Linked DNA regions of Homo sapiens: region 2 is linked to region 1. Evidence: chromatin loops called from intact Hi-C (ENCODE). Cell type or tissue: endothelial cell of umbilical vein. All regions are shown on one strand. Links, peaks and the distances in the headings refer to the core of each region. The heading gives the core; the rest is flanking DNA. Region 1 has its middle 21 kb from the start of STEAP1B-AS1. Region 2 overlaps RAPGEF5 (Rap guanine nucleotide exchange factor 5).

Region 1 (13,024 bases), core at 4,875-12,874:
AAAGAAGATTGGGCAAACACAGAGGAAAAGGTCCTGTGTTTACTTTTAAAGAAATGTTAAAGTTATTATAGTTATTGGATTACATACATGGATTGAGCTGTGGATTAGGAATAACAGGACCTCATGATATAATGTGGTTTATTTTAAAATGTAAACACACACTCATATTTCATGGAGCAATAGAGGAAAATTTCTTCGGAAAGAGCAAATATGCTGAGGAAAACCAGACTCATGAATTCCTGCACATTCCTAGCTTTATGACCCCATGGTTTTATTTGGTTAATGTTCACTTTCCACACTTGGCTACCGAAATAGCTTTCCATTCCAAGGTTGTTACTGCAAAGTAAAAAGCTCAAGTTTCCCTCTCACACTTCACAGGATATTAATCGCTCAGAGCTCTTGCCCTCCCTTTCGCAATGTTCCTGATTTTCATACTTCCGATTGAGAAACTACCACATACACACTGAGGATATCCTGCTTGGTCAGCAGGCTGGCTATTCTAAGTGCCAACTCTCAGGGGAGATGTCTTCAGTATTTCTCCAGAGTGTTGCTTTGGGGGGCACTCCTGTGCCGTAGTAGTTCTGACACTTATCAGATCCAGATCATTCTACTAACAATGGTCTTGAGCCAACATTTGTCATTCAAAGGTTGCTCTCTTATGGAATTGCCATAGCTAGGCAATCATTTCTTATTTAGAAACATTGGACACTTTTAGGTGTGCTTTCATGGTGATTATACGGTTTTACATTAAGTTATGCAGCAAAATATCTTTTAGGAGCCCCAGATACTCAATGAGGCACCATCACATTGAACAGAAATAATTGCAAGTAGGAAGGTGATTTGAGGAAGTGACAATCCCCCAGTGGAATCTGGTTTTGAACTGTGACGTCTTATAGCATTTCATGATTGTTTTGTTAGTGCCAGGAAATCTGATCTGGGAGAAACATTGGCACTTTTTCTAAGGCTCACATCATTAAAGTTTATTTCTTTATTTGAGGGAGAGAGCTTGCTCCAAATTGGAGAAAACCGAGAGAACAGTTAGTAGGACTTAAATTCTAACTCTGTTGATGTCTCAGTTATTTATTACTGTGTAACAAACTACCCTAAAATTTAGTGGCTTAAAACAAAAACCATGTAATTGTTCATGATTCTGTGGGTCAGGAATTCAGACAGGGCTCAGTGGGGATGGTTCACCTCTGCTCCACATCATGTTGCCTGGGGCTGGAAGATCCAAGATGACCTCACTCACGGGCTTAGGCATTGGTGCTGGCTGATGGCGGGGGGAGCTCACTTCTCTTCCAAGGACCTCTCTCTTTTCTCTCTCTCTCTATCTTTCCCCCCAATCCTCCACCCCACCCTTCACTCTTGCTCTCACTCTATCTCTGTGGTCTCTCATCATTCAGTAGTCATATTTACATTGAGGTAGCTGGCTCACCAAAGGAACTGGAAATGCTCTCAAGGATCAGAAATCAGTGTCACTTCTCCCACATTCTACTGACCTGACCAAAGTAAATCTCAGGATCCACCTAGAATCATGCAGAGAAGAAAGACTCCACTTCTTGGCTGAAAGAGCTGCGTGGTACACAGGGTTTGTTGGTGGCCATTTTTTGCAGAAAAGCTACTACAGTGGCTGACTCCTAGCAAGGTGTTTCTAAGTTCCTTCACTGGACAAATTAATATTAGTCAATTGCCTTAAAGAAATAGAGTTATCTTATTTGGTGGACTCCCAAATGCCATCCACACTGTGTGTAAGATGCACATAGTTTTATGCACTGTTTTAAAAGAAAGCCACCAAATAAAATGGGACATGATATCAATTGTTAAGATCAATTTCAGAGATACTAAATGATGGAGGAAATATGCATGTTAGAATTAATAAAAATGGTAATTATTCACTATATAACTCAACAGAATTTAAAAATGAATGGATAAAAATCTGAGGTGTAAAAATAAGTCACTCTTTTGATCACTGAGTCTATTAATTGAATATCAACTTACATAGGTCTTATCCTGACTAAGGTGCTGATGATCTGGCCTACTGTCTAGTAGAACAGGGCCTTAAGGAACCATTATTTCTCCCCCATCCCCTCATCAAACCATGAGGAAAAGCCTGATGAGGGAAGCAAGCAATGAATCAGTAAAATGAACATTTTAAAGAATAAGAGGTCCTGTGAGTGTCTGGGGGGAAATAAAGAAGGTGATGAGGGATAATAACAAACCACCTCCTTTAGACAGGGGTGGTTACCGAAGGGCATGTGAAGAAAGGATGTTGAAGCAGAGACCCAGGGATTAAAAAGAATCAGCCATGCAAAAAGCAGAGGAAGGTACTTGTATTAGTCCGTTTTCATGCTGCTGATAAAGACATACCTGAGACTGGGTGACATACAAAAGAAAGAGGTTTAATTGGACTTACAATTCCACGTGGCTGGGGAAGCCTCACAATCATGGTAGAAGGAAAGGAGGAGCAAGTGCCATCTTACATGGATGGCAGCATGCAAAGAGAGAATGAGGAAGACACAAAAGCAGACAGCCCTGATAATACCATCAGATCTCATGAGATTTATTCACTACCACAAGAACAGTATGGAGGAAACCGCCCTCATTGTTCAATTATCCCCCACTGGGTCCCTTCCACAACATGTGGGAATTATGAGAGTACAATTCCAGATGAGATTTGGGTGGGGACATATAGCCAAACCATATCAGTGTTCTAGACCAGGCAGAGGACACAGTAAGTACAAAGTTGCTGAGATGGGAAAGAGCTTGGCACATTCTTAGAAGTGAAAGTAGATTGGTTTCATTGGAGCGCAATGAGCAAATTCCTCCATTAAACATCTGTTTAAATATCTGCGAAGCAAAACAACCACAACAAAAACCAACTAGATCCAGAATTTTCCAAGTCTATCAACATCTTTGGGAGGAAAAAAATGGGCCCTATAGTGGGTTTTCTAAACCCTCTTACTAGCCAGATGTTGAGAATGTTTCTTGGGTTTATAGGAGCTTATTGATTAAGTCACTGTTTCTTAAACATGAGTAATGAAGTAACCCTTTAAATGGAAAAATATTATAAATCATTAGTGTGGACAAATCATTTTAATTATGTTTCTTTAAGATAAATGAAGTATAAATGCTGTATATGCATAGCTGTTATGCAAATCTAAGAGTAAATCTAATGTAGGAATTAAATACAAACTAAACTACAAAACTAACAAAATGAAAATTATCAATATTAATTCAGAGTAATGGTTGATGTTATTTGCTGCCACTAACTTGTTGATGTTTGGTTTAATAGTAGAAAATAAACTGATGTATTTAGTTTTACTTGTTGCAAATGTTGGCCGTTGGAACTATTATTATTATTGAGACAGGGTCTCTCTCTTTCACCCAGGCTGGGTGCAGTGGCACAATCAGGGCTCAATGAAGTCCCTATCTCCTCGGCTCAAGAGATTCTCCCATCTCAGCCTCCTGAGTAGCTGGGACCACAGGGACATGCCACCACGCTGGGCTAATTTTTTTATTTTTTATAGAGACAGAGTCTGACTCTGTTGCCCAGGCTGGTTTTGAACTGCTGGGCTCAAGCAATTCTCCCGCCTCGGCCTCCCAAAGTGCTGGGATTACAAGTGTGAGCCACCACACCTGGCCCTGGAACCATTATTGTTACTGTAATTATTGTTTTTCTTTTTAACAAACAAAGCTTTTTTAAAGCAATAGATCCATTATCTTGAAAGGCCAATTAGCACACTCCAAAATACAGTATTGAAATTTAAAAATGCTGTTTAACAAAAGAAAATTTTTTGTTTTTCACTATAGCGTTTACTGCTAATTGATCATTGCTAATTTGTGTATATGAAGACAGGATTTCATCACAAAACCACTGACTGAATTTGTACCTCCAGCCAGCTCTGCAGTCTTTGCGGCTTCATGTAGAGATGTTCCTAGCCATTCATTCTCCCACTGCCTTTCTCTGTGCAATGACCACAAAACCTCAGCATGTGTATTGTAATAGAATGTGGGTTTCCTTGGTATTAACATGACCATATGTTCAATGTAAATGCCCCTCTAAAACTGTATGGGGGACTTCAGTAAAAGGAGGTGGTCAAGATGTTGCCGGAAAAAGGGGTCCCCATCTAGAGGCCAGGAGAGGGTTCTTGGATCTTGCACAGAAAAGAATTCAGGGTGAATCTCAAACCACAATGAAATAAGCAAGTTTATTAGAAACTACTCTGTTATTGAGTAGCACATCCTCAGAAAGCAGGACGAAAAACGTGCCGTCCTTTGTTAGTGTCTCTATTTATAAGAAACTATAGAGCTATAATTAAACTTAGAATGTACAGATGTGCTCACTGAAGGTAGGGGTTATTGGTGCTATCAATGACCATTAATTCTTCAACCTAAGCCTGCCCATTAACATTATATTTAAGAAAAGTGGGCTGTACTCTTAGGACATCTGGACATTCTGTAGGCCTGGTGGGAGATGTTCTGTGTGGCCATAATATTCTGCAATTAGAAGAGCAGTCAGCTTACAATGTGACTATTTGCAGACCATAAGCATTCACTTTATAGGTGCTTTGTGAGTGCCTAGCTACGAGCTTTAAGATTGGGTCGCTCTAGTCACGTTTTGTTAAACTAAAAGCCTAGTAATCAGACACTCCTCTAATGCAGGGATTCTAGAAAGTATTTTTATTACTTTAATAGTATTATAAATAGGAAAACACATTTTAGATTTTTATAGATTTAATGGGCTCTGGGGATATGCCAGAAGGCTCCAGGTTGAGAAGTGGTGCACACGTTAATATTCAGGTCATCTGAACTGATGTACAACCTCAAGAACGATCAACCCAATGTGAGTACAGCCAGATTAGTGCATCATGGAGCCCCAGCATGGGACATCTATCTGGTTTAGAAAGAACATGAATAAGGAAATGTAAAACATATATATATATATAGCTGATAACATATAAAACATATATATGGCTAATAACATATAAAACATATATATATAGCTAATAACAATAATCAGCACTTGTCTACAGTAGCTGCTTAACATGAGGCATTGTGTTAAGCGATTGATAAATATTATGTATGATTAAAATATGTAGTTCATTTACCAGCTACCACAGAGATATCCAACAGAATAACAGAATTCCAACTCGATCACTTAAAAAAAACACACACACACAGGAAGGCAATTTGTTTCTAATTTAACAGCATTAGATCTAATGCTCCAAACAGAAATCTCTGAGGAGGAATTCGTTGTGGAGCAAATGGGGTTGCTGAGTGCAGAGGCCAATAACTATGGCACTGGCTTTTGAGAAAAGAAAGGCTTCATTGCAAAACCTGCCAGCAAAAAGACAGGGGTTGGGTTCAAATCTATCTCCTTGATTTGGGGTCTGGGGCAAGTTTATGGGCCTGAAGGGCAAGGGAAAAAGGATTTGGGAATGTTGGTTTGGTCTGATTGGAGGGCTTCAAATTTGGCCATTTACGGTAAGGTATGTTGAGGCAGACTTTAGCCCCAGATCTTCCAGGCCAATGGACCCCTCCTTCTGAAAGCGTTCTGGTGCGTTCTGGTGTGTTCTGGTGTTCATGTTCTGGTCATGGTCTGGTCCTCCTGGTTCTGAGTGGAGGAATCATTGGTTCTGGGTGTTGTTAGAGGTCAAAGCTTTTTCTATAGCACATGCCCAGGTTATATGACTTGCAGTTTTTTGGCTCTGTTATACCTACAAGGTAACTCGACACTTTTGTTATCAACAAAGCAGGCTCAGTTTGGGCTGGTCCCACAATTACAAAATTTCCTGCCCATTTCCCAGACCCAATCTCTCCTTGAGTTCCAGACTTGAATATCAAGACATATTTCAAATTTACAACATCAGTGATAGAAGTTGTCCAAAGATGGTTGTTAACAACTCTTTCCCTCCCTGCTTCTCGCATCAGGCAGTGAAGCCTTTCTCCCCTTCCTTTGAATAGGGTCTGGCCGTAGTGACTTGCTTGACCAATAAAACACAGCAGAAGTCGCTTTGTGCACTTGTTAGGCTAGGTCATAGGAATGTTTGGAACTTCCACCTGACTTTCTTGGAATGCAACTGCTTGGGACACTCCCTCTTGGAACTCAGCCACTCCTCTGTAAGAAGGCCAAGCAACATATGTTGGCACTGCTGTGGATGGCCGTTGCTCAGCTCCCAGCAGAGAGCCAGTAGTAACAAGAGCCATATAAGTGAGCCCCAGATGTCTCACTGTAACTGCAAGAGAAAAACAGAATCACCCAGCTAAGCCCAGTCAACCTACAGAAAGATGAAAGATAATACATTGCAGCTTTAAGTCACTCACTGTTGGGGTGGTTTTTTAGGCAGCAATAGGACACTATAAGAGTGGCCAGACCAAGTCCTTCACTTCCCCTCACAAAACTTGCTCCTCACTCTGCTGTGTATGCCACCTTAGGAAAAAACTTCAGCTTGATCAGGTCAAAAATCTTGGAGTCATCCTTTATCTTTTCTTTTACTCAAATGTCACATCCACTCCATTAGCAAATTCTGTTGGCCCAACATCCCAGTCATATCCTGAATTTCTCCATTTATTACTCCTTGTGTGACCCCACCATCTTGGCCCTCCTGGGAACTCATGCAGTGACTGAGGATGCACAACTAACCAGGACAGACCCAGAGAAATGAATGGGAGAGCTCTCAAACTCCATCTGGTACAAGGATTCATGTTCCTTTGAAGTTGGTCCTTTGCTCTGCAGATACTTGGACTTCAAGGGTGTGTTACAGGGATGAAGTTGTTTGCAGTAAACATGGATGCACCAACAGAACCTGTTCCCAAGTTTCTGATGGAAGCCAGAGGCTCCACACAGGGATGTGCTTCAAATGCATATCCCTTGGTTAGCTTCACATGCTAACCAAGATTGCTTTGCCCCCATACCACAAAGATTCTGTGTTGGAGTCAAAGAGCTGTAACTCTGTAAGTACTTCAAAGCATTTCAAAAACCCTAAAGGGCAGTGTGTATGTATATTTACCCAGCACAGTGAAGGCAAAAACCACACTCGTGAATATTTTTAGCATTTGGGGCTGTCAGAAGAGCTGGGCCCTTGGCTAAATATATCCAGGCAGTTTCCCTACATTACTAGCAGGGTTTGTTTTCAATTCCTATTTCCTTCAAACAGCAGTCATATTGAAGGAAATAAGCACTGTAATAATAAATACCTCTTTCTGCATCATAAGTTATTATGGAAGTTTTTCCTATGTTTATTTTCTCTATAATTCCTATAAATAATAGGAATAAATAAAAAATAAAAGTGCCTATAAATCGTGCTCCTAATATGAATTTTTATTGGTAGGATCTTCTGTGAAGATTCAGAGATGTGGGCCACCAGTTAACATAAGAAGTAGATGCAATTTCTTACAACCATTAACTAAGTCCTCTTTATACTTCATACATGTGTTAGCTAATTGAACTCTCTAACTAAACGCTGATCTATCACTATCTTTTTCAGAAAGAATGAGAATCATCTAAGGTATCTCAATGATTAATTACAAATGACAATATCTAACACACATTAAATGCTCAGTGTGATGAGTGTTTTACATGCAATATATCACTGAATTCTCAAAACAACTTTGTCAGGTAAACCCTATTATTTTTATTGTATAGAAAAAAATAAACTTTCTCTGTATGTTCACATTCAACACACTTCTGTGAGCAGGTATGTGGGTTTTTTCCCCACACATTCAATTCTCCTGTGGACATCAATTGGATGTCCTAAAATTCCATTCAATTCTGATTTTAATCAGAGTTGGCATAGACCTCACCAGTTAATGACTTAATCCCACAAGACTGTTCCCCATTTCAGATGCCAATCACAAGTCCTAGGTGTCACCTGTACTTCTGATGGACTGGCTATTAATCAGAGTTGTCACAACACCCTCCTCAGGTTTGAATATTTGCTAGGAAGGGTCACAGAACACAGAGGAGCACTAACTTACCATTACCAGTTTATTGTGTTAAAAAATAGGATAAAGGATATAGATGAACAGCCAGATGAAGAAATACAGAGGGTGAGGTCCAAAAGGGGCCGGGTGCAGGAGCTTCTGTCCTCGTGGAATTGAAATGCACCATGCTCCCAGCTTCTGTGTATGCTTCCCAACCCGGAAGCTCCCTGAAACTCATAGTTGAGGGATTTTTATATAGGAATGACCAATTAGTAACTCAATCTCCAGGCCCTCTTTCCTCCCTGGAGGATAGAAAATGGGGCTGAAAATTCCAACCTTCTAATCATGGCTTAATCTTTCTGATGACCAGCCCCCTTCTAGGAGTCTAGCAAGAGTTGTCTTATTCGAACAAAAGAAGCTCCTATTACCCAGAAAATTCCAAAGAATTAGAAGCTTTGTGTCAGGAATCAGGATCACAGACTAAATATTAGAACAATAATGTACCTAGCACCTCTATCATTCAGGAAATTTAAAAAGTTTAGGAACTCTGTGGTGGTGGCACAGTTATATACATATTTGGTGGCACGGGCCATATATATTTTTTATTGTTACCTTATCATCACCATTTTATAGGTGAGGAAACTAAGACACAGTATGTTTTAGTAACTAGCCCAAAGTCTCGCAGCAGGTAACTGGAGGAATTGGGTTCCAACCAACATCCATCTGACAGCAAAGCCAAAAGTCATAACCACTGTGCTATTCAAACTCGCTTCAGACATCTATACCACAATGGAGTGTGGGCACAGCAGCGGTTTGCAAGTAGGGCAGCTCCCAACTTGTTTGTCCAACATACTGATAACATACATATTTGGTCATTGAGATATTGTGATTTATAATAAGAAATATTATAATATAATCTTAATATAATCTCAGAAGGGTATCTTTTGTATTCTAAGGTGAGATGACTAACGGCTGGGGCCTCCTGGAGAGCCTTGGAGGGAGGCTAGCTGCCAGGGGAAACAAGTATGTAATTAGAGGGTTAGAACTTTCAGCATCAGCCTCTCACCTTCAGGGAGGGGCTGAAAGTTGAGTTAATCACCACGGCCAATGATTTAAATCAATCATGCCCTACATAGTGAAATCTCCATAAAAACCCAATAGGACAGGGCTCAAAGAGCTTCTGGGTTTGTGAATAAGAATCCGTCCATGTGCTGGGAGGCTGACACACTCCAGCTCCACAGGGACAGAAGTTCCCGTGCCCTGCACCATTCCGGACCTCACCCTGTGTATCTCTTAATCTGACTGTTTATCTGTAGCCTTTGTAATAAACCAGTAAACATTAAGTGTTTCCCAGCCCTGTGAGCTGTTCTAGTAAATGACTGAACCTGAGAAGGGGGTCATGGGAACCCTTGATTCAGAGTACAGATCACAAGCTGGGACTTACTACTGGCACTGGAGTAGGGGCAGTCTTGTGGGGTCTGTGCTCTGTATTCATCAGTGCAGCCTGGAGTTGGACATCCAGTTGGTGTCTGCAGAGAACTGGAGAATTATTCCCACACAGAATAACCCCTATACATTTGGCAGCCAGAAGTGAAGTGTGAGTGTAAGCATGGTGAAAAATACAGTTTGTTTTTCTCAGTCACTCAGCTGCAGAACCTTCCTCTACCCTCAGGCCCCATACTGTTGACATTTCTGGAAAGGGAGCCCCTTTCAGACTGCATTCCTCCCACTAGAGGACTCTGTCCTTCCCCAATTTTCTCTCTCTCTCTCTCTCTCTCTGTCTCTCTCTCTCTGTCTCTCTCTGTCTCTCTCTCTGTCTCTCTCTCTGTCTCTCTCTCTCTCTCTCTCTCTCTCTCTCCCCTCTCTCCCCTCTCTCCCCTCTCTACCCAGTGCAGCTCCTCTCCTGGGCCCCTCTCCTCCCAATCACCTGCATGATTACCAATTACCAGCCCTCCAGTTTACTTCCATTAAGGATTCCATCGTCCAGTCTGCAGTCTGCTCTCCAAAGGCATGATTTTCCATACAAAAAAAAGTGTTAGTTTCAAACAACCAGCTTACCAACAAGCTCTATCCATTCGAATGGTCTGTTCAAGACTATTTTATAGTGAAAATTGCTATCTAGCCACATCTCTCCAAATCTTACAGTGAAAACTGTGCTTTTGATATATGTCAGGATGAAGTTAAGTCAAAGTTTCCTGTTTCACTTTTTACTGTACTTATGTAAATCAATCATTAGTGGACTCTTAAATGGTTTCCTAATGCCAGAAATGATTAGTCACTCAATGTGTTAATGGCACATTTTGTGAAATCTTTTCCAATGCAAAAACCACACAGCATCTGGGCTTCCTGTTCTGTATTTCTTTCTGGCCTTCACTATCTTGAAATTATCTGGTGCATATTTTTTATTTCCGCTTATTTATTGGCAGTATTTTCATTCTCTACACTTTTCTTCTCCTTATATTCTTTTAGGCTAGTCTTTGAAACGTCAGTCTCTGTCCATTGAAACTAAAATAAGAAAGAAGGAGAAAAGGAAATTGATGTCTTTCAAGTTGTAATAGTAATATGTTTCGTTTATAAAAATCAATTTTTTTTACCAGTAAAACATTAACTTTTGGCCTTCATTAATCAGAAAAGAAAACTGGATCAGTCTGAAAATGCCTTTCTCAAATAAGTCATACCATCCTTAGAACAGTGATGCAGCAGTTCTCAAGCTTGAGAACACATGGGAATCACCTGGAAAGCTTGTAAAAACACAAGTTGCTGGGTCCCATCCCTAGAGTTTCTGATTTAATAGGTCTGCGGTGGTTCCCTGAGAACTGACATTTCCAACATGTCCCAGGTGAAGTTGATGCTGCTGGTCGGCAGCACACTCTGAGAACAAATGGTGCAATATCAGAACTCACAAAGGCCTTGGAAATCATTTCTGCCTTACTTAGAGCGCTGCTGGTTGCAACTTACAAAATCCCACTCAGACTGGCCTGAGTGCAGAAGGGCATTTATTGGAAGCAGTTGGGATATCTGCTAGACTCCAAAATGAAGTTGAAAAATCAGGTGGAATATGGCACCAGTAGGGAGCACCAGGAAGGATGCGGTTCTCAGAGAAGAGTGGTGTAGGCTCAGCAGAGACTCTAAATATCGTTACTGCATCATCTCAGCTCCCATTTTTCAAAAGAGAACTGCAGTTTGAGGAAATTAAGAGCTTGCTACAGAGCATACATCTAATAGTGGCAAAGCCAAAGCTGGAAGTGGTGAGTAGCAATCTGTATCTTAGCCAGTGGTATGCTGGAGCTGTGGGTACCAGCCCCAGAGAGCTGGTTGTTAAATATTCAGGAATCTTTTGAGCAGGTCAATCTTGGTAGCTGGAAGCTGGCCACAGTCAGAATATTTACACTGAAATATTGGCTGATATTACAGACCAGGATCTTTTTTCTTCCTCTCTTTCTTTTCAAAGAGCAAGCTAACAGCACACCATTGCCTAATTCCATGTAGGGAGGATTTAGAATCAATGCAGATGTCATATATTGAACAAGAGGCAATCCCAGTGTGCAGTTTTTTCCAGTAGTAGCCATCCCTAATCCCACTATTGGCTGATGGCCCTGGTGCTGCCAGCTAGACCTCTTTATTTTATTTTTACTTTCTTTCTTCTCTCTCTCTTTCTTTCTTTCTTTTTTTAGACAGAGTCTCACTCTGTTGCCCAGGCTGGAGTACAGTGGTATGATCTCAGCTCACTGCAACCTCCACCTCCCGGTTCAAGCAATTTTCCTGCCTCAGTCTCCCGAGTAGCTGGGATTACAGGCACGCACCACCACACCCAGCTAATTTTTGTATTTTTAGTAGAGATGTTTCACCATGTTGGCCAGGCTGGTCTTCAACTCCTGACCTCAGGTCATCCACCTGCTCAGCCTTCCAAAGTGCTGGGATCATTCTTTTCTTCTTGAGACGGAGTCTTGCTCTGTTGCCCAGGCTGGAGTGCAGTGGCTCAATCTCAGCTCACTACAACTTCCGCCTCCCAGGTTCAAGCAATCCTTTTGCCTCAGCTTCCAGAGTAGCTGGGATTACAGGTGTGAGCCACCATGCCTGGCCTAGACTCCACTTTGTATGTCCAATCTTTCAAACCTCTCTTCTATGCATGAGTGGTGCTCTCTCTCTAACACACGTCTGCAAAACAAGCCCACCATCTATCTCATTGTCTTTGTGCCTGCTCTTGTTTCCAGATGCAAAGCCAGTTCCTTCCTAACTGTTGAACAGTAGAACTTCAGAATTAAAAGAATAAGACAAGCCTGATTAAGTGCATGTAAGGCCAAAATAAGTGTCTTTAAGAGACTCGCTTAAAAAAAAAAAAAGAATAAGGCAGCCAATAAGCAACTTCTTCCTAGGGATATTGACTTATTGCGTAGCTATTTAAAGAAGGAAATTCATGTGCAAATTGCCCTAGACTTCTTTCTCCAGGCTCCCGTTGTGTGGCTTGGCTGCCCACTACCTCATTCCCATCAATGGACAATGGCTGGGAGAGAAAGCCTCCGTGACTGTAAGTGACTCCCCAGACCCTTGGCCTCTGCCACCTGTCACCGAGCCCACTGACGCACCTCCACTGTCACGTTGGCAGTGCTCCATGCAGTCTCTTGTCCCACATTTCTTAAGAGGCAAAAATTACATTTACTTTACTGACCACAAGCCAGCACTGGGAGCTGGGAGGGTCGGGGTGGAGTGTTTCCTTCCAATAATGCTTCCTGGGGAAGGAAGCCTAAAACAACACAAAGCAAAGCTCCAGCCTTTCCAGAGGAATGTGGGGGCAGCTATTGCTGTCGCTGCCGCTGCTGCTGTGATTTTCTGGAACACAATGTCGTCATGAGAACTCCTAGGCACCCTCTCCCATGGCAGACCTGCTCTACTGGCATGCTTATTTGGGATACTGAGAAAATATGAGGATGCCAAGACAAATGAAGTCTTGGCACTCACATCTACGGAGATAAAAGCATTTTTATGAATTCTGATGCTTTTCCTTCTTTTTTTCTCTTTCTTCTTCCTCCTCCTGCCTCCTCATTCTCCCTCTCCTCCGCCATCAACCCCATCTTATAAATAGTTGTTGAACTTCCACTAT
Region 2 (16,349 bases), core at 4,373-12,372, 370 kb before region 1:
CTTGGAAGTACACAGTTATCATGAACAACTCTCCATCTGTCTGTGCATCCTTTCCCTAAACTTTTTGTCTTAAAACATTCATTATAAACCCAAATAACACCAGCCTGACAAAAGTTTCTAGTGTTGCCTGATCAGACACCAGACTACATGGTAGTAACACTGTTACATTAATGCAGATCAGGCCTTGATGGGGGTAGAGAAGAAAAGAATATAAGGTCACCTGGGGTCTGGAGTGAGATATACCACTGGGGGAGGAGGGTGATGGCAAAACAACAGTGGCAAATAACCTGCTTTTCAATACTTCACTTTAATGATTTTTCAACCATATTGCAGATGATATGGCTATTTTAATTTTACAAGAATAAGAACCTAATAAAGCTAGGAGCAGCATTTGTACAGCAGAGAATAAAAGGACCCTTTGATAACATGAGTTTGATAAATCAAACAAACTGAGCCAGTATCAATGTTCTTGATTGAGCCTTTTAAAATAAACTTGAGCACCGTCAAAAAATAGCATAATGACAAATTCCTCTCTCTTCAAAACCGCTCAAACTAATTTTTTAAAAATGTTAGGACTTGCAGTGGGCTTCTTGTGAAAACCTAAAAATACAGCTAATGAGCAGATGGTTCCACCAGACAGCAGGAGCACACCACTGACTTTCACTGGCAGTTAACTGCTATTTTTCTGGAGGAAAAGCTAGAATTTAAAGAGCACACACAGTGAACCAAACTTGTAAACCTTGTTCCTAAATAAATGAGAAGAGCATGGTTTGCTGCAGTTGTGAAATGTGTTTGCCAGATTTTACTTCCCTCTAAATGTCTTATTTAGAGACTTCATTAAATGCTGTCTTGAATGGTTAACTGTTTTCCATGTATAAATTCTTTCCCCAGCTAGACTGTAAACTTCTTGGAGGCAAGAACTAGCTACTTCTACTTTTTTGTTACTCTGTGGCCATATTATTCCCTATTAAAAATGGACTATAATAACTCACTCCAGGAAGCCTAATTCCAATGGAAAGATACTTTAATACCAATCCAACACAAAGTCAGGATTTTGTTATTAAGAAAAATAACCTGGTTTCAATGAGGTGATTTCTCAGTTTATAATTGGGCAACTTAATGTATTATGAATTGCCTATTATACCCTAGTTGTGACTTTCAATTCTATTACAGTAATGTTAGAAAGTTCTACTTCTCTTTAGTAAGTAGTTTCTTGGTTAAACTAAATTACTGATAAACTTCAAATAATGCTGGGATTGCTTGAAACTACTCACCTAGATGTACAATTATAAGTTTGAAAACAATGATCAAACCTCTTTTCCTTTTAGTATTTCATATAGAGTAAAAAGAGGATTTTCACCTTATATTTAACTGCTTAAAAAGAGACAAAATGAAATTTGGGAAAAGGTAGAGACCAACTTTTAATATGTAAATAAGTGTGACAGTAGCCAGAATACTCCAAACCACTTCTCCCCTCGTAATCCTTAAACAAGGAACCTTTGACGTAGGCAGAATTCCAGGATGAGGCTGCAGGAAACAGGGAAAAGGAAATTCCGGTTGAGGCTGAGTGATAGAGACCCTACCCTGGCAGCAGACTGTGCCAAGATGCAGTTTCAGAGTGTGCAAAATCCCCTTCCCACCCATCCATATTTCATGAGTGAATTAGAAAAGGGGAAGGAAGTAGGGTGGGTCCCCAGACTTAACAAAGGAACAGAAGAAAATGGGGTGGGGCAAGGGAGGGATACAGACAGGATCCCTAGGGAAAGTATTGCTGAACCAAGTTTTCACATACATTTTACAGATACTGCTCATTTCTACAGTTGGAAGTCAGGAAGTCAGGTTAGGAGCTATTGTTGGTATTTCTAATCTACAATTTAATACACTACAAAGCATAAACTACATTTCGGGAAAATACAGGTTCAGTTTTCTGGTGAATAGTGCAGCTATATTCCTGGAAATAGGACCCACATCCATCTAGTCATATACTTTGATGTAACTATTTTACTGAAAATAAAATATGAAAAGTTTATAAGCTTTTCAAATCTAAGTTACGACTGGGCAAGCACCTTTTCTTTTTCTGCATTCCCGCCCCCCAACCCCCATCCCTCCCTACGTATTCTTTCTGTCTCTGTCCTCCAGAGCTGCCCTCTGAGTGCATGCCCTCTTTCGAAGGACTGCTGTGGTTCCGGTTACCTTGGCTTCTGGGCCACCTATCAGTCCTCACTCCAGTGATGAAGGCTGAAGGAAGACACCCTCCAGAGGCAATCAGACTTGAATTCACTCTGGCCCCAAGTCTGCTTAATCACTCTTCAGCTCCCTCACTATTCAGTCACTGTTCAGTCAGATTGAAATAATATAATTTATCTCATGAAGGCCCTGCCTCAACCATCTTCCTTAGGAAAAGTTAGAACCCCACCTAACAATCTGTCAGTGAGATAAATACTAACATCTCAGCTACCTGAAGCAAACTGCAGGCAAACAAATGCTGAGTCGTTCCTCATTATTTCTAGAATGAAGTAAAACTTCTCAGCCCTCAAAATCCTCCACAGTCTGGTCCCAATCTCATTTCTCATGAAATCTTCCTTCTCCTGCCTCCCCTCCCACACCCCCAATTCTTGGTATTCTGGAAACATGAAATCGTTTCAGAGTTCCAAAAAACATCTAATATTTTGGTATCTCTGTGCATTTTCTAATGCTATTCTTCCCACTAGGAATACTCTTCTTCAATGTGGATTCTTTAAATCCAACCCAAAACCTAATTTAAGGTCCAGGTCAAACTACTTCTGCCCTATGAAAGAATCCTGCTTTCTCAGGTGTAAATTCTTCTTCAAACTCCTATGTGTCTCTCTTGGGATTCTCTTCACTGCTTCCTTGTATCTCAGTTAGTTGTGTTGATATCTTTCCTCCACAACTAGACTATACTTCTTGAGGGCAGGAGCCACATAGTTGGGAGCCACCATAGTTAGCCTGGCTCCTCTATGACATCGGCTTGAACAAAAGTTAGCAAATGAATGGATGACAGAGAGTATTCTAGAATAGAAGTATAGTAACACCAACTCAGATTACAGAGATCAGGAGAGCCACCCTAAAATCCCAGTTAATTCTGAGGAAGGCACACATATTGCAGCAAATGCCAAAGCTCTGGCCAAATATGTCGGTTTATTTGGGAGCTACCAGAGATTCTCTCTGTTTAAGGTATTTTCAAAGGGTTCTGGAAAGAAAAGTTTGTGTAGTCCCCATAGTGTTTGCCAGAACCCCACCTAACAATCTGTCAGTGAGATAAATACTAACATCTCAGCTACCTGAAGCAAACTGCAGGCAAACAAAGCAAGGGAAATGGCTTACATAGCTTTTTGGCAAAGGTGGTAAGAAACACAACATTCTTATGTCTGCCACTATACCAAAGAATCCTTACAAATTGCTTAATATAAAATAGCATGCACATCCCCCATTGCTAGTCACTGAATTCTGTCAATTTTACTGTGTAAATGACTTTCCACATTTACTCCCTCCTCAGTTCTTATGGTCATTGCCCCAGTTCAGGCTGGCACCTCTCACTTGACTCACTATGGTAGCTTTCTAAAGGTTCTTTCCAACATTTCCCTCTTCTTCACTCAATTCTTCCTCTAAAGCAATGCCAGAGAGATCTTACAAAGGCCACATCTGATTATGCCACTTCCCTTCTTTGATGGCTTTCCTTTGACCAAAAGGCAAGTTTAAGCTCCTTAGGGTAGCTGGTAGACTTTTTTAGCTTACCAGTCTTTCATAATGGAATTTTAGGCTGACTCCCAGCCCACCCCTCTCCATTCCCTAGGAATCACCAGGACTGCAGTCATGTATCTTCCCATGGGTCCCTCTGCCTGAAATGCTGTCCCCTGCCTTCTTCTATGACCATTAGTCATTCTTCAGGGTCAAGCTCAAAGGTCCCCATCTGATAACACACGTCCCTTGCTCTGTTGGCACAGTCACAGAATTAAGGCTAGGAAATACAATGCCTACATCAGAGATAATTTCTTTAAAGAACCAACAACTCAATGTTAACTCTACTATCATAATGTTTAGAAGACACAGCCCATTTCTTTCCCCTTCTGAAAGTCCTCCCATAATAATTTTCAACACATAGGAATGAGTGCTTGCTCATTGTGCCTACAGCTAGTTAATAGAAAATAGAAAAATGGAGTGCTTCCTGAGAAGCTTGCGATAATTATACATTTAACTTCTTAAATTTCAGAAACACCTTGGCAAAAGCATAGAGTGAAGCATTTCTCTAATGGCATGCATTTATAATCACAGCATTTAGCAGTTAAGAAAATATTAGAAATGCCTACTGAGAAAGCTGTAATCCCCTTCAATTTGTAACAAGATGTACCAGCAACAAAGGCTTTATTCTATCAAATTTATGTCTTTGCCTGTGCAGTAGTGCTACAAATTAGCTCTCTCTTTGGCATCTATGTGGCATTCTAGAACTGGAAAGTAATGAAGGTTAGTCAAAAGAATGACTCAATAGGCAACTTGGATTCTAACTCAAATTTTATCACTGTCGACTTAACTAGCTTTGGCCCAGGAATGGTGGATGAAGTCGATGAAGCATTTTAAAATCATAAAAGAAAGGAAATCTGTATGTAACTTCAGGGTTTGGTCATTATTGTTATAACAAGAAGAGGAAACTGCAGACCTAGGTTTACGTTAAGTAAACTGCAGTTTCCTCTGTCCATGCTGTGTGTCAGAACTGAGTTTCTATGAAGAGCAGATGACTGCTACTGTAAAGAAAGTGAGGACAGGAAAAACGAAAACACTGCACCACCTTCATGAACACTGTGAACTTAAGGGGTAAGCAAAGGTATAGGCACATCAAATGCCCAAGACATAAAAGATTGAAGTGAATTAGCAGGTGGTTTTTATTCCTAATAAATTACTGCAAAAACTGTAACCATCTAGTACCAAATAATTCATTTAGTGGAGGACTACATCAATATCAGCCTTGAGAGTTGAAAGATTCCACTGGTGTCATCCTGCAGAAGGGAGATGACAGAATGGCTTTGTTTATATTTATCACTAGAAAGAAAGATCCCTAATATTCCTTTCCTTATTTTAAGCTTCACAGGAAAGTCTACATAGAAAAAGTCATAATTCCAATGTTTATTTACACACCATCTTTCCTCTCAGAAACAAAAACGTTTCAGAGCTGTTAATGCACCCATGATATGACAGTCACGCAAGAAGTAAAAAATGTTAGTGTTCTGTTTTACAAGTGAAATGAAGGTTTAAAGGTGACAGAGCAGATAACCAGAGCAAAGCTGCAAATCTTCAATCACTAAATTTCTGCCTCATGTTAAAAGCCTTTACAATTATCAGCCCCAATGTAGATTTCTTTTTTTTTTAATTATACTTTAAGTTTTAGGGTACATGTGCACAATGTGCAGGTTTGTTACATATATATACATGTGCCATGTTGGTGTGCTGCACCCATTAACTCGTCATTTAACATTAGGTATATCTCCTAATGCTATCCCTACCCCCTCCTCTCACCCAGTGAGAACACAAGGACACAGGAAGTGTAGATTTCTATAGTTACAGATTTGAAGAGTATTATAATCTCATTGGCCGTGACTACTTATAATATTCTGGACTGAACTAAATATACAACAAAGACAACACAGAGGTATCTTTTTAATAAGTGCAAAGTTGTTTTGTCATAAGCCTTAATCATAAGCCTAAAGCTTATGATCTCTAACTTTGGTGAAGTGGTACCCTACTGTTCTACTGTTTGATTTTTGAAAGATCTTACCATACCTGAAGTTGTTACTGGTTTACTGGACCTAACTTGCAATCAGTTGTAAGATACAGCATTCATTTTAAGAACCATAAGGAAAGAAAAATGCTCACAATTAAACTATGACATGTTTTCATATCATCAATTGTTAAGACTATTGTGGGGGAAATGTGCATCTTGAAATCAATAAAATATGGCATATGAAAACTGTTGCTCATCTAATTAAAATGAATCAAAAGGAAAATTTTTGAAAAATTTAAGCTGCACACTAGGATACTCAAATATCCTAAGGACACAGCAGAGGTTAGGCGTCAGTCTATGATATAGTCAAACTTCAGGGTGCTTTTAACAACTTGAACAAGGTGCTAAAGTTTTCAATAGTTCCAAGCAAAGTGAAGGTTGCCTGAGACCTACATCCACACTTAAAGTCAATAGTCGCCTCTGAAATAGTTCAATCACAACGCTTTGAAACTGCCTAATTATTCTCTTTCTTGAGACACCAACTGTTACAATTCGATGTCTCACTGTTAGAGAAGTGCTATGTTATTAAACTAAGCAGCCAGCCAGACTTGAGCATCTTACCTCCTCTCCTTCTCAGTAAAACCCTGCCATTTGTATTAATAGACTTGGAGGAGAAAAAGCATGAAGCAATGTTTTCCCCCTTGGAAAGGGTTGAAAACAAAATCTCAAGGAAAAATTAAAGTCAGAGAAACACATGTATAAGCGCAGAGGAATTTTCCCCTTCATGAGCAATCCTGGATAGTGCAGCACTGAGAGTGAAGTCTCATAACCAACAACAACCAAGTCAACAGATAACAATGTGTGGCACAAGAAAGTGGTCCCATTGTCTTCCCAGCATGACGGCAGCACTCTCAGTTCTAAGGCTCAATCTGAATAACTGCTTTCAGGAGGACCAAGCGGAACGTCCCTTTCCTCCAGCTTTAACTATATTCAAACAATATAACTCTTGTTGGAACACAAGCCTTCATAAGATACTGGGAAAACTCCCTTCTGACCCTCCCACTTGGTGAGAGCATCTATAATCTCTTTTTGTGTTTTCATCTATTTCTAGTGACTTAGGACACATTCATTTGGCAACTAGATCCACCTCTGTACTAAACATAAAAATATGTTGAAATGTTTTTTCAAAATTCATGTTCTACAAACTATATGATAAGGCAAAACTTCCAAAATCAAACTTGAAAGCCACCCAAGCAGGATCATAAATAGATAAGGATTCATATTTGCTTAAATGTATTCTCATATTTCTACATAATTTACTTTTGAGAAGAGTCTCTTATAAATCCTGTGTCATAAGCCACTTGCTTAGAGCTATGAGCAGCTGTCATTTTTACTAAGGAGGATGCTCTTGGGGGGAAAAAAACCCCCAAAACCTAAAGAATTTAAAATAAAATAGTCTTTCGTTCAAACATGCAATCAGGCAAAAACATTTTCCACCCCTTCAAACCTGCATCCCCAAGAGGCAAAAGGCTTACGTGTTCAGACTTCTCCTGTTCTTTTTTGTCCGTCTGCAAAAACTGATAGTTTTCTTTTGCCAGCTTCTGGACTAGTTCAATTCGTCCGATTTCATCTCTTTCCTGGAGCTTGCACATCACCCCTGCCTTAAGAGTTGGAGAAAAAGCGAAGATATACTTAAAACCACAGTCCCAGGACATGACACCACCGCAAAGTTCACCTTATAATAAGCTCATCTTTTCCACTGCCTGGATTAAATCATGGTCTTGGTAAAATATTTTGCCTTTCAAAAATTGAAGTTACATTATTATAACCTAAGAGCACCATGCCAAAAGACTTAAAGTTGAGTCTGCGTATCACCCTACTTTAAGAGGGTGAAGGACAGAGCAAACTAAATCATTTGCTACTAAGTGTGCGCCTGATAGGCTCCTGTTTGTTTGTTCCTGACAGCCTGTTTCCTGTTACATAAGCAGAGCCTAGCAAGAGGTTAAAAACTCATGGGAAAGTTAGCCAGGAACCACACTGGTGAAAGGGTGAACTGATACAGAGCCCTAAAAATAACAATATGCAACACCCCAATTCTTTAGCTCCACAACAAATTATTCCGTATATAAATAAACCCTTAACAAGAAGATCACAAGATAATTTTTTTCACAATTGGGAAGTTACCATGGGGCATTAGTAAAATACCACTAATAGTGCATAAAAGATGGTGAAATATTTTGCTAAAAATAAGACACTGGAAAAAGAAAGCTTGAAATTTCATTCATTGGGGTTTGGAAATGATCCATAAAGCATCATATTTTACATTAGGTCAAAGTGCCTAAATAATAATAGGAGGAGGAAGGTGAATCTAAGACTTTGAAATAGGAAAAAAAAAAAAAGTTCATTCTAACACACTAATTATGAAGTGTTTCTGCTCAAATTCTTTCCAAAATGGTTCATACTGACATACCAAGACATGATCTAATAAAGAAATCCAAAGTTATACTTGGCAGGAGCAGTCAAAACTATGGAATCCGTTTTCCTCAACATAACCTACAGGATTTGAATATACTCCATAACATGACCAAATACAGCAAAGGGGCCGGCAAAGAATCCAAACTTCATGATCTTAACGGTTTGTGCTAAAGATACCCGTGTTGTTGAGTGGGCAGCAGAGAAATGGAACTATCCATGCAAAGCAATGACTAAATCTTTGTTCCCAGGGGCAGTGGTATCTCTTTATCTAGCAGTTTGTCGAACTAGGAAGGAAATAAAAAATTTCTGACGTGGCCCACATCACAGACTCCTAGAGGACAGCAAGTGGAATTCCTCCACCAAAGTCAGAGATTTTTACAACATCCCTCACAAGTGGCTTTTCAGTTCCTTTCTAAAGTTTCCTTGGACAGGGACCTAAGTTTATCTTAAGACAGTCTGTACTCTGTTGGATAGCCAGGATTGTTGGAAAGTCCCTTATTCTTATCACACTAGACAAAACTGAAACCATTTAACTTCAATCTGTGAGGACTAGTTTTGCCTTTTAAAGCAATGGAAACTAGGCCTATTCTTTATCCAATGTGACAATCTTTCAAATATTTAAATACAAACATTTATTATATTCTCATTTTAATATTCTCCAGATATATATCTGATATGGTTTTGCAGAGTCGCCACCCAAATCTCATCTCAAATTGTAGTTCCCATAATCCCCACATGTTGTGGGAGGAACCAGGTAGAGGTAATTTAATCATAGGGGCAGGATTTTCCGGTGCTATTCTCGTAGTATTGAATAAGTCTCATGAGATCTGATGGTTTCATAAAGGGGAGCTCCCCTGCACAAGCTCTCTTGCCTGCCGCCATGTAAGACATGCCTTTGCTCTTCCTTCGCCTTTTGCCATGATTGTAAGGCCTCTCCAGCCATGCTGAACTGTGAGTCAATTAAACCTCTTTCCTTTATAAATTACCCAATCTCAGGTATGTCTTTATTAGCAGCATGAGAGCAGACTAATACAATATCCCTAGTTCCCTAAATTATTTTATTCATTCATTCACTCAACAGAGTAAAGGATTTATTTGAGTAAGAACCTACTATAAGTTCTGAGAATATGGTAGTGAACATAAAAAAAAACAAAGTTCTGGCCGGGTGCAGTGGCTCATGCCTGTGATCCCAGCACTTTGGGAGGCTGAGGAGGGTGGATCACCTGATGTCAGGAGTTTGAGACCAGCCTGGCCAACATGGTGAAACCCCGTCTCTACTAAAAATACAAAAAATTAGCCGGGCGTGGTGGTGTGCACTGTAATCCTAGCTACTCAGAGGGCTGAGGCAGGAGAATTGCTTGAACATGGAGGTGGAGGTTGCAGTGAGCTGAGATCACGCCAGTGCACTGGACGACAGAGCGAGAGTCCATCTCAAAACAAAAACAAAAACAAAGTTCCTTACATCCTGGAGCATACATTCATGATGTAACATACCAATAGGAAATACAGAGTGGTAATATATGACAGAAAAAACAATGAAGCAGGGTAAGGGGACAGATAAATAACTGAAGGCATTATTAAGATAAAAATGTCAAGGAAGGGTTTTCTAGTAAAATGACATCTGAATGGTGACCTAAAGGAAATGAGGAAGAAGTGATGTGGATATCCAGAAGGAAGTGTGTTTCGGGCAGAGGAACAGCAAGTACAAGGGCCCTAATGCTCAAGTGTGTTTGGCATGCTCAAGGATAGGCAGAGAGAGCAGCAGGGCTAGAAAAGAGCTGTAGGGAGTAGACTGGTGGCACTGGTTGAGAGGTAATGCAGGAGCCCAACACACAATTTCCTTATAGGCTGTATAAGGAGTTTGGATTCTTTTTCTGAATAAGACAGAAATCCTTTGGAAGGTTTTGAACAGAGAATTAGCAAAATATGATTGACATTTTAGCAGGATCATTGTATGTCCTGGGTTGGACTGGGGGAAGTAGTTGATGGTAGAAGACCAGTTAGGAGCCTGGTTTTCACATAAGACATGGCTTGGAACTTGTGCTAGTGGTGAAGGTGGTACATGTGGTTCTAACCACTGGATATATTTCAAAGGTAGAGCCAGCAGATTTTGCTGTTTGGGGGTCTCCAAAATATTTGGTTTGAGTAACTGAAAGGATGGAGTTGTCATGGGGGGAGGCAGGGGTTGATCTGGGAAGGAAAATGGCTATTGACATCCAAGTGGAGTTGCTGAGTTGGAAGTCTGGAGGTTCAGGGGAAGTCCAGGCTGAAGATATGAATTCCAGAGTCATCAGAATACAGATGGTATTCCTCTGGTTTTACCAATGGAATGGTGTAAATCCAGGAATTGAGTCTAGTGTTTCGATACTGGGAAGATAAGGAGTAATCAATCAGAAAAGGAATCTGAGGAGGAGTGGCTCCAAGAAGAGAATCTGGAGAGTAGTGAAGCTGCTTCAAGGAGGAAGAAGTGAAAAACTCTATCGAATGTTGCTGAAATATCAAACAAGATGGGCTCAAAATAACTGACACTGAATTTGACAAAAGTAATTGGTAACTTTGAGTGGAGCAATTTCTGTTTGAACTGATAGGGACAAAAGCTTTATTAACGTGAGTTCAACAGTAAATAGGACACAATTCTTCCAAAGAGGTTTGTGACAAGAAATGAGGCATTAGCTGAAGAGTGTCCTTGAAGAGAGTTTCGCTTGCTTATTTGCTTTAACATGACGGCTATTCCAGGATGTTTACCTTTATTAGAATTCCAGTAGACAGCAAAATTTGATGATGCAGGAGGGAGAAGGGGGCATTTTCAAGAGTAATGTTCTTGAGTAGGAAAGAGAAGATAAAGATCTACTCTCAGGAAGAAATATGAATCTAAATATTTCATCCAGTGAAACAGGAGAGACAGTGAAATACAGGGGTAAATATGCAGGTACGTTGGCATATTTGGTGGTAGGGACATGCAGAAATTCCTTTCTGAAGGCTTCTATTTCCCAGAAAAATAAGAAGAGAGTTATGATCTGAAAATAAGAAATTGTGGGGAGATGCTGCTGCATAAGAAAAGAAGGCATGTTAATAGTCACTTAGGTTACAAGCACTGGCAAACTATTTTGTAAAGGGCCAGACAATAAATATTCTAGGCTTTGTAGGTCATGGGGTCTCTGTTGCAACTGCCCAATTCTGCAAGAGATAATATGTAAATGAATGAACGCAGCTACATTCCAATGACATTTTATTTATAAAAACAAACAGTAGGCTGTGGTTTGTCAACTCATGGCCTAAGAGAAGGGGAAACTGGGCAAGGGAAGTAGAATAAAGATTGCCAAGCATTACTAAAGGCCCACTTGATTTTTATTTTTAGATCCTTTTATGCTCCTAGCCATCCTCCTTAGGGCATATTTCTGTTTGTCAGGATTTTAATGCAGTCCATAATCTGAGACAATGGTAAATATATGGGCCTATCATTAAGATGCTCTTTTAATCTACACTAAGAAGGGTAAAAAAGTTTCAATGGTGTTATAAAATAACTATGAAGGCAGGGAAACTGGGGCAATTTCTACTTACAAATAAACATTACTTAAATGCTTTGACACTTAAATACATTTCTATTATCTAGAAAATTCATGTACGTCAACCAGCGAGGATTTCTTCTCTCTCTTTCCATGTCATCTGCACAGTGTTTAATACACTGTCCTGGCGGTGGAGGGAGGATGCTAATGACCCTCCAAAATGCCAACCTGGAAACCTGTTCTGTGGTTTAATCAGTGGTGTGATGGATTTAGTCCCCATCTTGCTCTGCTCCCCAGTATGGCCCTCCCATACAAAAGACAGCATGTGGGGAATGGAGGCCCAGACAGTGGTGGGACACATATGAGAGTACTGGATAGCTATAACTAACCCGTCACCATGGGGAGCCTGTTCCCTCCTTTCACCGGCACTGGCTCCAAAGCAACTCAGCTAAGCTCCCACAGACTCGATTTGGAGACAGTCTGTCCTTCTATCTGTAGGTCCCAAGTACAGTGTTTTGGTTTTCTTTTTTTTTTTTTTTTAATCAGCTGATTACAGCATCATCAATAAAAGGCCGAAATTAAATAGAGGAAATTTAAGGTCTTCACTATTTTTTTGGATTTCTGTGTGAACATGATTTTTCAAGGAACTCTAAGCATTTTTCACATATTATTAGAATCCTAAATATAAACTTTTCTCTCAGCCAAGTGCAGTGGCACACGCTTATAATCCCTGTGTTTTGGGAGGCCAAAGCAGGAGGATTGCTTGAGCCCAGGAGTTAGAGGCTGCAGTGAGCTATGATCACACCAATGCACTCCAGCCTGGGCAAAAGAGTGAGACTCTGTTTCTCTCTAAAAATAGTAATAAATAAATATGTAAATAAAATGAACTTCCCTTTCAGGAGGAAACATTTTCATTACAACCAGATACTTGGGCCCACGAAGCAAATATGTATTTTAAAGGCAAAATGCTCTTACTTTTTAAAATGGGCTTCAGGCTAACTTATTTCTTTAATTCTCCATCTTATAATTAAAGAGAAAATATTGCTGTTTTGATTTTCTGGTTTCTAAATAACTTCTAGATGCATTTTCACAAGGTAATCAATTCTATAGCATTCCTTATATTACAACTATCAAAAAAGATTTTCAAGGAGGTTATGAATGCTTCTTCATTCACTGGGAGACTTTAAACCCATATATCCCAGATGATTTATAAGGCAGTGCTATGCGGAAGCATCATGCCAAACTAGATGTTCCTCAGGGTCCCTTTCAGAGCTCCATAATTTAGTGATTTAATTCAAGAAACCCATGAATTTATTAATATATTGTGGGAGCTTTGCTATGGCAGGAGAAGCAAGATAACTAACAGTCCTTGATCTAGACTTTCACATCCCTGGTCTATTTAATTTCTCTGTGTAAAATTAATTATAAACAATTTACCTAACACTGCTAAGCCAGAAAAAAAATAAAAGATTAATGTATAACTGTCAGAAGAGTTATTTAGGAGCTTTATTTCAAGGTCTGTTTTGAAAAAAAGTCTCCATAATGTATAATTAAAGTTATTCATAGGATTTTCAGCCTTTGAGGAGAGAAATGTTATGAATGTAAACGAAAAGCCTGTTTCCTTTATAAATGTAGTCATAAAAATGTTGGGTCCATCCCCTCAATGGCAGAATGAAGCGTGGACAAGATTCCTGTGGGAAAGGCCACATGGATGATAAATGAGCATCTTACTGGGACAAAAGCACAGTTCTTTGTATTAAAACATTCTCTGCATTATCTTAACTTTAACAACCACTTTTTCTAAAACACCTAGGTAAAACATGCTGCAAAAATTGCTTATCAAGGTCAGGGAAACCAGAAAGAAAGAGTCCACCTTTCATGAAAGCACTTTTGCAATAACAGAATGCTATTCAGTTCAAATTCAGGATATTCAGATAAATTTTTATTGATTACTATGTAATATCTTAATTTCATTAAAAATTAAGCCTAGAAGTTCATATAATTTTTTTGCTATTTTAAACAGAAATATAAATGACAGAATAAAACACTGATGAGCTTAGATGATAAATTATTCTACTGTATGCACCTTATTTTGAAAACAGAAAATATTAAGAATTTTTTTCCAGGAAAATTCAGAAGACAGTTCATAGTCAAAAAATAATAATAATTTTAGGGCAACAAATATTCATTTTCTCAAATTTCTTCAGAGAAAAAAGTTAGACTATGAAAAAGCTCTCCCTGTTAGGGATAGAAGAATATGCCCCCTTGAGAATTGGGAAATGAACCACGAAGCATCCACAGTGAGAAATGTACCTAATGGAAAGTGTGATAGTCAAGGCAGGTGAGGAATCCCTAGGGAGTCACTGGTATGGGCCTCGAACACCATGCTGGGGCATCAGGGAGCTTTAGAAATCATTTCATAATTCCTAGCCCGTCACTGTCCAGGCAAGGCAATGGACATTCAGTTTCTCTGGTCCTACTCCTTTGTGGAATTCCTTGTGTTAAAACATCACCTTTGTATAGGATGGACAGACCCATACTATAGAAATACTGTGTAATGCTGCATCCTGCCAGAGCATGCTGAGAGCTAGGAATAAGGCAGAAACCACACTTACATGAAATTTATGCTGTTATTTCCCTCAAGTACTTTCTTAATCTTTTGTATTTAGAAAATTATCCCTTCTGATTAAAATCAAAATATAGAATTATAAATTTACATAATATATAGTATTATAAATTTATATAATTGAAAAAGTAAGGGGTTCATTCACTTCACATGCTTGATTCCTTTAACGTTCAGACTAAAGTAGGGGGGCCACCAATATTTTCTCTTGTTTTGACCTAAGAGAAATTATAGCTCAGACTTGTATACATTCTTGACCACACTGGTAAGCAGGGTAGCAAAGTTAAAAAAAAAAATTAAAAAGTTAAAAAAGAGAATAAGCAAACTCGAATAATATCAAACATAAAAGATTTAACAGGATAATCAATTTTCTTTGACAGTATTAAATAAGAGCTTTCTTTAGTATGCATATTTTTAAAAGTTATAGTCTGACTACTGATAAATTAGTTACCAAATATTTAGCAGTTAATTTGTATAACAAATAATTATTATCACTTAATAATAGAATGATTGATTCAAATGGAGGATAGGAGACAATGAAAATATTCACTGAATCCAGTGGCCAATGGCTAATGGAATCAAAGCAAGAATTTCCAAAGTTCAATATATTATAAATTACTCAAGGCCAAGTGTAGTGGCTAACGCCTGTAATCTCGGTACCTGGGGAGGCTGAGGTGGGCAGACTGCTTGAGCCCAGGAGTCAGAGGTCAGCCTGGGCAACATAGCAAAACCACATCTCTACAAAAAAATACAAAAAATTAGCTGGATATGGTGGTGTGCACCTGTTGTCCCAGCTACTCAAGAGGCTGAGGTGGGAGGATCACTTGAGCCCAGGAGGTTGAGGCTGCAGCGAGCCATGATCGTGCCACTGCACTCCAGCCTGGGTGACAGAGTAAGACCCTGTTGCAATCAATCAATCAGTCAATTAATAACTAATTAAAGATCTCATTAGAATTCTTAAAAGCTAGAACCAGGCAAATTTTCAGTACATTTTGACAAAGATTCTTAAATCCTTTTATCCTATAATACAGTGAAGGGACTAGAATATTTTGTGTCTGCAAAGATACCATCTGGCAGAGAGTAATGCTGCAACTTGGCCCAGTTAGATACTTTAAATATTCCAACCAAAAAGCAATGAGATAGATGGTCAGCGTGACAATAACTGACAGAGGCTGATTTGTTGGGTGCTTACTGTGTGTCAGGTGCTGTTCTAATTGCTTCACATGTAGTCCTTTAATCTTCAGAACAATCTAACAATTATTTCCATTTTACAGAGGTTAGAAAGGCAGTTTGCATGCTGTTTAAAGCAAGGACATCAGAACCAGACTGCCCTGGTTTCAGACCTGGCCCCGTCCCTTACCGGCACATCTATAAAGTGGTAGTAATTAAACTATCTATCCTGGAGGGTTTGCTGTGATGTTTAAATACATTAATAAAAACAAAGAACCTTAGAGTGTCTAATATATATGAAGTGCTGCCTAAGTGTTATATACAATAATACTGCTCCCAGTATTATTACAGAAAAGGAGGGTAGGAGCACAAGAGAGTTAACTTGCCCAAAGGTTTTTTGTTTTGCTTTGTTTTCTTTTTTGAGATGGAGTCTCGCCCTGTCACCCAGGCTGGAGTGCAATGGCAGGATTTTGGCTCACTGAAACCTCCGCCTCCCGGGTTCAAATGATTCTCCTGCTTCGGCCTCCCAAGTAGCTGGGATTACAGGCACCTGCTACCACGCCCAGCTAATTTTTTTTTTTTTTTTTTTAAGTAGAGACAGGGTTTCACCATGTTGTCCAGGCTGGTCTCAAACTCCTGACTTCACGATCCACCTGCCTTGGCCTCCCAAAGTGCTGGGATTACGGGTGCGAGCCACCACGACTGTTACTCGCCCAAGGTTACTGTGCCAGTCAGGAAAAGAATCCAGGCAGTGTGGCCCCAGAGGCAGCGCCCCTAGTCTTTACATTATGCTGCCCAACATTTACTGAAACTCTCCTATGTGCCGGGATTGCCAGGAGTG

What was found. Peaks named below come from ENCODE experiments on the same cell type or tissue, not always from the same donor. Only the 100,000 strongest peaks of a DNase experiment are listed, where the experiment ranks them.
Region 2: it touches region 1 in a loop (2.7-fold over the local background); 2 of 110 quality-filtered maps call a loop at or near these places.

What each region holds. Positions count from the first base shown.
Region 1 is chr7:22,577,351-22,590,374 of GRCh38, forward strand. No RefSeq gene overlaps it. Among named protein-coding and RNA genes, the nearest start is that of STEAP1B-AS1, 21 kb to the left of the region's middle. RefSeq lists an enhancer at 5,796-6,370. In endothelial cell of umbilical vein, for the core only: a CTCF peak has its summit at 9,619; DNase peaks (open chromatin) are centred at 6,071, 9,371, 10,201, 12,571 and 1 weaker place; H3K27ac peaks cover 6,056 bases.
Region 2 is chr7:22,212,597-22,228,945 of GRCh38, forward strand. RAPGEF5 (Rap guanine nucleotide exchange factor 5) reads right to left here. Exons shown (of 26, transcript NM_012294.5): 9 at 7,270-7,395. Among named protein-coding and RNA genes, the nearest start is that of RAPGEF5, 140 kb to the right of the region's middle. In endothelial cell of umbilical vein, for the core only: no CTCF peak of the experiment used is centred there; DNase peaks (open chromatin) are centred at 4,655, 6,585, 7,685, 8,535 and 2 weaker places; H3K4me3 peaks cover 2,865 bases; H3K27ac peaks cover 4,457 bases.